Regions from separate parts of the Homo sapiens genome. Here region 2 is linked to region 1. Evidence: chromatin loops called from intact Hi-C (ENCODE). Cell type or tissue: sigmoid colon. All regions are shown on one strand. Each heading gives the region's core, and the rest is flanking DNA. Links, peaks and the distances in the headings are about the cores only. Region 1 overlaps FGF13 (fibroblast growth factor 13). Region 2 holds the start of FGF13 (fibroblast growth factor 13).

Region 1 (5,375 bases), core at 245-5,244:
ACGCCTCACTCTCCTGCAAGACTGGTCAGCAAATACATTTTGACATGGAAGTAGCTTGTTGAGACTCGTGACAAAGAAGAGAGATAGGCCATATGTCTTCAAGACTGTGTGACTGGCCCAAGACTGTGTTAGTCTGACCTTAACCCTGCAGAAGGATACGGATTGTTTAGGCAATCCAATTAGGTGGCAGAGGGTGTAATTCATTTTACATAAAATATGTTCTAGAGAGACTGTGTGAACTGTTGTATATTTTAAAACTTATTAGGGCATCTCACTGTTTAACAGAAATCTGTGGAATTTTTTATTTCAAGCGAAGAACACTTCTCTAAGGTGAATAACCCCCTAAAAAACCCCCTATTAACCTGCTTATTATGTGTATTAATTCAGTATATTGGTTTTTTTAATGGCAGTGTTGATCTATGTGTTTTGAAAGGTGAATCAAATATCAGATATGATTTCTAAAAACAAACCTTCTAGTCTTTTAGCCATTCTCTGTAATTAATTTGTGCCTATTGGATACATAGTCTCTGCTACTATGAAGCTTTCTCATTTGTGGCAGTCCTCTTCTCTGTACTGACTTCAGAGTGGGATCTAAATCCAGCTGCAAGAATATGAGTTCTGAAGTACATGTTATCAGGAGAACAAGCTTAGTAGGTTGTGTCTTTTTAAATAGCTGTTGCAAGCACTTGACTAAAAATTCAAAGCTTAGGAGCTCTGAAAAATTTTCACAGAGATCCAACCAACTGTCATGCACAAGACAAAGGTCCTTTCCTCCTAGATGAATTGAAAAGCTCTGGCAAGGCCTATTAAAAATAAAATGATACCAAGGTGGGTGCATATTATATTCTTGTACCTCAGGATTTTTTTTTTCTTTTCTTTTTTGAGATGGAGTCTCGTTCTGTTGCCCAGGCTGGAGTACAATGGCATGATCTTGGCTCCCTGCAACCTCCACCTCCCGGGTTCAAGGGATTCTCCTGCCTCAGCCTTCCAAGTAGCTGGGATTACAGGCAAGGGCCACCACACCTGGCTAATTTTTGTATTTTTTTAGTAGAGACGGGGTTTTACCATGTTGGCCAGGCTGGTCCCGAACTCCTGACCTCAGGTGATCCACCTGCCTTGGCCTCGCAAAGTGCTGGGATTACAGGTGTGAGCCACCGCACCTGGCCAGGAATCTTTGAGAATCACACTTTTGACACACATTGGATAGCAGCTCTGTTACATTTGGTAGGGTTTGTCTCTGAAGAAAAGTGTCACAGTAATTAGGAGTCTGCTTCTTCAAAAACTTTGAAAGGAGACTTTCTTGAACAAGTAGGAAAGTAATGCTAGCCAACAGCAACTGCTCAAATGGAAGTCACTATAGCATTCTTTCTGCTGCAAAACATAAAAGCTGGTGTCACAGGGCAAGGTGCAAAGGCCTCATCTATAAACCAAGGATTTGAATGGATGAGAATGGTGCTGCAGAGGACTATTAAACTGCTGCATCACATTACATCTGCAAATGACTGCTGAGGATAACAAGTGCTAAAGAGAGGAACCTTTTTTATGAAGAATGCATTTCTACTCATCAGCCCCTTGAAAGGAGCTACATGAGAGGATGCTAGTGGCAGTCATTTGTCACGAATCTGAATGGAGGGAGCCAATTTATTCATTTGAGACCCAAATAGAAGAATTAATTCTAATCTAGGATTTAATGAAAGCCTACTGTGTCCCAGGCACTGTGACAGCCCCCTTTGAAATATATAACAATCTGCTTTACTCTTGAAGGCACCTCTCAGTAATTACTTCCCTCTGGCCTGAGAGGAGAGTTCCTCCCACCTCACAGGTGAGAAAATCACAGCAATGGTGCCCTTAACAAGTCATTTTTAAAATAAACTCAATTGCAAGTGCACCTTTTCACCCACAGAGTAGTCACTGGGTAGACAACAGCTGTAATGCCAACTCCCTTCTAAATGCGCAACTTCAACGTTTGCTGAAGGCTCAGCCCTCCCTCCTATTTGTGTGCCCTGGCCCTTTTGAAGAGCTCAGCTCAAAGTTGCCTCTTCCACTTCCAAGTTTTCTGACTGTAGGCAATTCGTGTGTTTTCTGATCCTGCATCTGCAAGATGGGGACAGCATCATGTGCTTCATACGGAAGATCACAGAAGGCATGGGGAAGCAGTTAGCTTAAGTGGAAATGCTCGACAACTACCAGATCTCTTCCCTTCCTTTAACTTTCCATTTGTGTGATATATAAGAAAATGTAGTATTCTCCCCACCCCGCAACTTGAAATTGGTATAAAAACTGGTGGTGGTCAATAAAAACAGAGAAGAAAAGCACCTTTCCATTTCTGTGAGGGGCTAATGCTACACATTAATTGTATGTGTGAGAAATGCTTACAGTAGTGATTCCTTTTCAAGGATGACAATGCATGAGCCTTTGATTTAGCGCTTAAAATATTCTAAGAATCTAATACTAGAATTACTATAATGTGTATCAGTGAGACCACATGATAATAAAGGGATTTGTGAAATAATTCCATATTAATAGGCCAGATGACATTTACACATCTCACTTTAATTACTATGCTACAAAACTACAATGTTATTATCTCACTTCTTTTGTTCCAAACCACTGTTTTACTAGTTCTACTTTCATAATGTAGATTACTAATAACAATAATGAAAAATATAACAGTATTTTATGTTTAAGCAGTGCCTACATTTAAAGTTTTCTACAACTGCTTGAATAGTTATGGCATTCAAGTGACAGGTAAGGGACAGTTTAACAAAAGTAATGATAACAAAAGTAATGATTATAATGGGTTTTGGTAGACTTTTAAAAAAATCTCTAAAGAGCTTGTTTTAGAGTCAAAGAAATGAAACAAGAGATGCTAATACACTGGAACCTGGCATTAACACTTTCTGCTGGAGAACTAATCCAGTGCAGGGAAGCAGCTCCTTCTAGAGGAAGCTGGAATCTGTTTACGGTAGCTGGTACTGGCATGTGATATTTCTGGGGCTGCAAGACACTGAAGATCCAGGAGCTCCAACTGATCCTGAGTTCCAGAGGGTAGGAAGAGGTCTGACACAGAGCAGAAGCCAAGCCAGGCAGCCTATCCCCTAGGCCGCTTCTTTTTCCATTACAACGGGCAGCAGCATTCCATTTATCTTATATAAATCTGTCCACTTAACATTCTCCTAGATCATGGCATGAAAAGTTCACTCTTCTACTGCAAAAATACTCACAACTGAGTTTGGGCACATGTTGGGTTTTTTATTTCCAGTGAACTCTACTCTAGAGGTATTCAGGAAATGACCCTAGAGCACCTTTACTGAAATTAGGCTTCTGCCTTTTCAGGTACAGACGCAGGTAACACATATAAGGAGATATATAAATTATTTAGTCAGATTCGTGTGTGTGTATGTGTGCACTCACATGCATACATACATGAGAGAGACAGAGCGAAACACAGAAATACAAAGCGGAGAAAGACAACAGAGAGTGAAAACACAGAAAGTTAAAAAAATGGGCCATTTGCTTTCCCCAATTCTATAAACCTGTGGACTTTGAGAAATATCCACCACCCTCACCCGTGAATGTTTAACGGGGAAGGCTGGAAAGTAAGTTGTCTCCCCTTTGCTGGAGAAGACATCTCTTTACTGTCCAAACTCCCAGCTGTGCTCAGAGCTCAGGGTGAAATCCGATAGGCTGCCCAAGGTAAGTAAAGTTCTTCTGTAAAGTTAGTGTCTATAGAGGAGCCAAACAGAGGAGTAAACATATTTCTTCCTGGAGGTTTTCCTATGCTTAATGCACATCCATCTCTGGGGAAAAAAAAAAAAAAAAAAAAGGAAATCCAGGACTCTTGAGAAGTTCAAGATTGGTGCAAAGAAATCCTGTGAAAGCTCATTAAAACAAGACACTTTGAAATATGAATGTCACCATCATAAAGTGAATCACATTTTCACAAGGGATATATAATGCTTACATGTGTAGCTATGTTGCAGTGAACAAGACAACGGTTTCCTATTTACGACTAAACTGCCATCGCCTGTGATGCTGTTTATGATTATCATCTTATATTATGGCTCTACAGAAACCACTGCGGTGAAGCCTGAATCCTAAAAATGCAATGCTTTACGGGAGTGTTTGGCCACGTATCTAGCTACAATTCATAACTGAGCCCCTAGTAGCTTAAATTAAATTTGGCTTGCCTTGTATTTCCTGAAATACTGCAACATTTTATATTAATATTTTAAAAGGATTTTGATGACATTAAATTTTGAAATTGGCAAATTACAGTTCTTTATCAAAACATGCAATTTAAATTTTCAAATATTTGTTACCTAAGTATCACTGTAGCTGAAAACACAACACAGTAATATAATATAAACCATGAGAATATATAAAAATGATGAATACTTCATAAGCTTTGTACAACCATTACCTATCTGAAATAATGTTCAGTTCTATTTTCAACAATGTAGACTGTTAAAGTATTTGCATGAGAATGCAAAATGCATAAATTATCCCTGCAGGGAGCACTTAAAACTTAAGGTAATTATATAGCATAGAAGTGGTTTCAGATAACTCAAACAAAATAACAAATAATTCTACAGTCACCCTTTAAAATGATTACTATTCTGTGTTACCAGTGATCTTGATCATTTAAAAATCCCTCCTTACAATTACATTCACATGATCAATTCGTACTTTGTTCTTTTACCATCAACCTCTTACAGCTGGCTCTGAAAATTTGCATGCTATAAAAACTGAACTAGTCAGCTAGTAGAGATGAATCCTACAGTTATATTCATGCTGTGAACAGAACCGTAACACTCCCTTAATATATCTTATCATTGCACTTTTATACTAAGCGTGCATCCAAATCAAGTCCTATTTTTTACATTCCTCCTGCTCAAAATCTTTTAATGGCTCTCTGCTGCCTACAGGATAAAATCTAAACTCCCTGGCCGGGCGTTCAAGGCCCTCCACAATCTGGCACCTGCTCTCCTACAACTCTAGCATAAGATTCCTCAACTCAAGCCAGATTGGAGAAATAAGTCCAGGATGAAAAGTAGGAGATATTTTTTTCTTATGAATGGAAAAATATCTCCTACAAACCAATTACTGTGCTTCAAGGGTAAGATAGTCTCTGTGGGTAGAGAGAGAATCATTAGGTCACAAGGAGTATGTAACTAATTCCTCCTAAATCTCTTTCTTATGTTCTGCAGTATTATTTTTTTTAAATCCTGAAAAATGACTTGCAGTTCTCGAACATCCCAGTTGTGTCATGTCATGCTTCCTCACACTGTGATTTAGCAGGCAGTGCACTTGTGCAAGGCTGCCACTATGCACGCAATTCTTTGGGGCCAGTTGATAATAGGCACCTCTCCTTT
Region 2 (5,375 bases), core at 93-5,092, 66 kb after region 1:
ATATCAGAAGTATGATTATCAAAAATATGAGTTCTTAATTAAAATGATTTTCAATTATGAATAACCATAGATCAATCAAGTGTCTCATTTACCAATAACAGCCATGTTATCCAAAATTTTCTTTTACTGAATATAGACTCCTGCGCTGAAATAATATTTATGTGATTATTCGAGCCACATAAGCATGCTTTGCAACCACTTAAGCCTTTTTGAAACAAGCCTAATTTACAGTTAATGCATTAAAAACTTTGTGCAAACAGAAAACGTTATGTCTGCTTTTCCATCCCAGGGTGTAGCACACATAAATGGAGAAATAACAGATCGGTGACTCTTATTTTTTTTGTAATATTTATCTAGTAAAAGGCAGAAAAGAGTGTAAAAGATTCATTTGGTTAAGAATGGCAAATAAACTGCATGCTCGCCTGAAGGTCTGCCTTGACGCAACCTGACACCTAGAGCTGAATTTCCAGTCGCTGGAATATCGCGCTACTCCTACCACTGAAAATGTTCAAAAGCACCACAGTCTGGGTATGAGCTTAAATCCCCTCTTCAACACCGCATTTTAGTAGCATGTAACCGATTACACTAAGTCTAACCAAATCTCTCAGCTCTTTGCAACAAGGTTCTAGAAATCCCCCCTCCCCCCGCCCCAGCAAACATTTCGAAGCTGCACCACAAGTCAAGTCTGTCCCAAAAAGCTTAAAAGTCATCAAAGAAACGCAATGCCTAGACAGCAGAAGCCCACATCCCTTGGAGGTGGAAGCTGGAGGGGAAGGGTCTGAGGCAGAGATAAAAGCAAGAGAGGGATTCCCCAGGCTCTCCTGGGGACGGGAGGATGGTGTCTGCCCAGCTCTGCGCCTGCAATTTCCACGCCATACATATCACAGCCATGTCTGGGTCACGCCTGCCCAGAGCCCACCGGGCATGCACATATGTGACATGTCCGAAGCTGAGGGCAAGCCACCCAGGGCAGAGTATGCCCCCAGGCTCTGCGCCTGTCCCAGGGCAGTTGCAATGCAGCAAGCGTGTTACTGTTACGGAGGCAAGAAAGCCAGCGCCTTCCCACGCACGCACACAGGCTAGGTGGCCTCTTCTGCACAAGATGGGCCACCAACAAACTCACCTATGCTACATACCTGCTCCCCACCGCCCCCACCTCACTCGTAAAGTATGGGGAAAAGAAAGCAAAAGCCCTTTCCGACCTGGTCTTCTTCTGCGCCTCTTCTTGGAGCCGAAGAGTTTGACCCGGGAAAAGACATTTAACTTGTTTTTGTCGCAGCTGGTCTTGCCTTTGCTGGGGCTGCTGACACACTTGCAGGCGTTGGATTTCTCGCGCTCGCGGGCTTGCCTCTTCTGACGGATGAGCGAGCTGGCGATAGCCGCCGCCATGGCCACGACGCCCACCACCACCGCTTCTTTTGCTGCCCCTCTCTGGGTTCGCCTCCTCCTCCTTCTCCTCCGCTGCTTGTCCGCTGTCTCGCGACTTCGCCGCTTTGGTCTCCTTAGCCTGCGTTTGCCCGGGCTTCTCCGCACTCGGGCTTCAGCCAAGGAGGGGGCTCAGCATGCCGTCCGAGCTCCTCCGGCGGCGGTCCGGCTCCCGCGCGGGCTGCTGGCTGCCTGGGTCGGAGTCGACGCCACAGCCCCGGGCCCGGGATCGCGGGCGAGACTGGCACGCGGATGCTGAACTGCGCGACTGCGTGTGGTCGGCCCCTGCGCCCGGCGGACACCGTGCATGTCCAGCTGCTCCGGTCCGAATTTCGCCGGACCCCCTCGCCCTGTTGCCCTTCTGATGGGGGCCAGAGGAGGGAGGCGGGCGGAGGGAGTGAGCGCGGGCGGGAGAGAGGCCGGGAGCTCGGGCGGCCGGACGGAGGAGGGACGAGGCAGCGCGCGGGGGAGCGCGCCCTCGCCCTGGCCCCTCCGAGTCTTCGACTAGTCCTTGCAACTTCTTGGCGTGATAATCGGGAAAAGTTGGCCCGTGCCAGGTTTCCGACAGGGATCAAACAGGTAATGGCCTCGCATCTTCGCTGTTGCTGCTGCTCTGGGCGCGGCACAGTCGCAGCACAGGAATTCAGCCGCCGCAGGCACCCTCCGGAACAGCGCGACAGCCTCCTTGCAGCCCCCTCCCGCGACGGCCCCTCCCTCCCGGGGCTGAGCCCGTAGGCTCGGAGCCGCAGGCCGCCCCTCCCACCCCCACCCCCACCCCCACCCCCCCAAGTCCCCGGCCGCCCGTTCCGGCTAACACCTGTAGGGGCTTCCGCACTGCCCCAGTCGTCCAAATCCTTCTCCCCTCCTTTTCCCGAAAGGAGCTTCGGGAGGAAACAGTGATGGAGGAGGAACTGAGATGAGGTAGTTGGGCTGACGGAGCGGGGGTTTGCTCGGCATTGGGGGATGGAGTGGTGGGGGTGTTTCCTCAGTGTTTGAGCTGACCAGATTGTGCTCGGGCTGGAGCCCCTCAGAAGTTCGCCAGATCCCTGCCTCAGGCTTGGACGCACCAACAACCCGGAGAACCCTCACCCACCCGCGCAGAGGTATTTTGCTTGGCGACACTTGTAGCCATTCAGGGGAGGAGGCCAGAGTCCCCAGACGGGTTCAGCCCCAGCGGTAGCAGCAGAAGCAGACACTGCAGAGCTGCGCCCGCACACCACGCTGCCACCCAGTGGTTTTTGCTGACTTTTCATTTCAAGCCAATTTGTAGGGTCCAAAACCTGTTTTTCCTCTGCGCCCCCTCATCTGTCCGCTCAGATTTGGGATTCAAGCAGAGAGCTTGGGTCGTGTACCGTAAGCATTACGTATTTGGGAAATGCAGAGTCGAACCTCTCTATTTAAGCTGTGGCCCATCTCTAATCTCCTAACTTATTTTTTTCTGCTCCTCCAAAGTCAGGCAGCCTCCTTCCCTCCAATTCAGGAACCAGTCTGGCTTTTTGCTGGCCTCAGTCTATTAACAAGTTCTGTCCTCTCCCTGTGTTATATTTTATTCTGGAGGAAAAGAAAGAAGAGGTTTTGAGGCCAGAAATGCAGCAAAGAGAAATGGCCTGTCTACATCCCTACCTTCAAACAGACACAATTATTTGACTATTTTACTTGATTTCTGAGGCCAACTAGGAAGCAAAATAGAGCAGCTCTACTACCTGGCAGCCCTACACCGTCTTTACTGGACTCCTACATGGCACCCCCATCACCTCTTTTCAGAACTAATGTAGATGCAAAACCAGATGCTCAGCTTATCTTCAGACTCTAGCCCTTTTTTCCTTGCCTGACTACCCAACAAACAAGCTCGGACTCAGCAACACTGAAATGCTTTCAGGCTTCTTAGCCCATAAGAGCTGAATCACCGGACCCTTCTGTAGATTCCATTGCTTCACAGGGGAAGCTGTTGCTACCCCTCCTTCCACTTCTCTGCAATCTTGAAATGTCTCTTGCTCCATCAGAAGCACCACTGTGTGTCTGCAAGGCAGACTGGGGTAAAGGTTGCAGTGGGTTGAGACTGATAGTTACAGGAGAATGATGCCAAAGGGTCTGACATTTTCTACCTACTCTTTTGTGCTTTTGGCTTTCCCAAATGAAAAGGGAGGACAAGGTAGACGAGAGTTTTAACACCTCAAGTCTATTCAAGTATCCACTTCTTTAAAATTTGATTCATAGGGAAAAATAAATCCCTGAGGAATGACTGATTGATATTGATTCTGAAGAGTAGGAGGCTATTTCCTAGTTCAAAATGTTTGTGATTGTTGTTTAAATTCCAGATACCATGAAGGGAAATATCTTACATAAAGAGGGGTCAGGAGAAGCTTTGATCAAGCCCAAATATTTGGGGTGGGTGATGAACAGGTACAAGGTCTCTGCTTATTCTCTGCATGTTTTTACCTTCTGCCAAGCACCAACCCCAAGGGCCTTTTGTTCCTACTCTCATTTCTCTCTTGGGATCCTGACCCAGAGCAGGCATGCAAAAGCTAAAGAAGGATGAAGTTCTGATTCAGGAAGGGGATAGACCTTAGAAGAAGAGATGGTATTGAGAAAATCATAAGGGCTTTCCCACACCGTTTTTCCTCCACTTCTCCTCTCAGATAGCTCTCACTGTTTGCTTCTGCAAACACCATTCATAAGGTATTTTCAGGACGCCTGTAGAATTATTGGTGTGGACACTCTGTGGTACATATTAGAGGTAAACAGACTCAGAGAAGACTTCAGGAATATATAATAAGAATGGCGGGGGCATTTATTACAAATTTGCAAACACAAACTGTAAATACATCCTTTTGTTTCTAACTCCTGTCTACCATCCACATAAGCTCATGGAACCACTGGGCCAAGGCTGATAACCAGGTGATTCTACACGTGTTTGTAGATGTCCTTCTTGCTCTAATCCTTCTCTCCCTGATTAAATTGTATAATATTGAAAAATGAAGAGTATGGGGGAGGGGGAACGAGACTCTCCCTCTGTCACATGTTCCTGCCAACCCACAAAAGATATTTCTGTCTTTTTATATCCTGACCCCCTTGAATCTTTTGTTTTCATGAACAGGAAAATGCATGGCACATTATTAATGAGACTTGAGAAGGGGGCATCTCTCTGTGATCTGTCTGTCTACGGACCTCATTCATTCTCCTCTCTCTTCCACAAAGAGAACTCACAAAGGCCTGTGACCAGAGGGTAAATTCAATCTGGGGCAGAAAGTGAAAGAAAACCATTTTGAAATTGGGTCCAAATCATATTGCTCAATGAACTTAACCATTAATAATGCAGATATTGGCCAGGCGTAGTGCCTCACGCCTGTTATCCCAGAATTTTGGGAGGCTGAGGCAAGCAGATCACCTGAGGTCAGGAGTTTGAGACCAGCCTGGCCAACATGGTGAAACCCTGTCTCTACTAAAAATACAAAATTAGCCAGGCATGGTGGCGCCTGCCTGTAGTCCCAGCTTCTTGGGAGCCTGAGGCATGAGAATCGCTTGAACCCGGGAGGCGGAGGTTGCAGTGAGCCAAGATCAGGCCACCACACTCCAGCCTGGGCGATAAGAGCGAAACTCCACACACGCACACACGCGCGCGCACACACACACACACAAAGCAGATATGTTCGCGTTTTCCTAACTCTCATGTCTATTTCCCAGGTGCTTAAAATTTCAGAGACGAATGTGAATATTACTTTCAAATCTCCAACAGGAAACTATGCCAAAGTCACATCCATCTTGAGAAGGTATAATGAAAGAATTGCAGCCAATCCTAGAGAAGCATATTTTGCTTGTCTTTGCTGTCCCACTGCCATCCTGGGCCAATAGTACGACATTTGTGTAGGGGAAGTAATAAAGAATTCTCTTTTGACACCTATTTCCAAATCCCTTTTTCTCCAGTTTTGATTTGTTCCTAGCAGTTCACA

What was found. Hi-C counts contacts between places; a loop is a spot of excess contacts. Peaks named below come from ENCODE experiments on the same cell type or tissue, not always from the same donor. Only the 100,000 strongest peaks of a DNase experiment are listed, where the experiment ranks them.
Region 2: a loop joins it to region 1, with 3 times the contacts of the local background. A loop is called at or near these places in 3 of 110 quality-filtered maps.

What each region holds. Positions count from the first base shown.
Region 1 is chrX:138,643,414-138,648,788 of GRCh38, forward strand. The region is part of intron 3 of FGF13 (fibroblast growth factor 13); the gene reads right to left. Among named protein-coding and RNA genes, the nearest start is that of MIR504, 22 kb to the right of the region's middle. In sigmoid colon, for the core only: no CTCF peak of the experiment used is centred there; a DNase peak (open chromatin) is centred at 3,058.
Region 2 is chrX:138,709,615-138,714,989 of GRCh38, forward strand. It overlaps FGF13 (fibroblast growth factor 13), which reads right to left and starts at 2,103. Exons shown (of 5, transcript NM_004114.5): 1 at 1,203-2,103. The coding sequence starts at 1,389. It overlaps FGF13-AS1 (FGF13 antisense RNA 1), which reads left to right and starts at 2,493. Exons shown (of 3, transcript NR_038405.1): 1 at 2,493-2,528; 2 at 5,110-5,195. In sigmoid colon, for the core only: a CTCF peak has its summit at 2,635 (motif pointing left); a DNase peak (open chromatin) is centred at 2,607; H3K4me3 peaks cover 2,912 bases.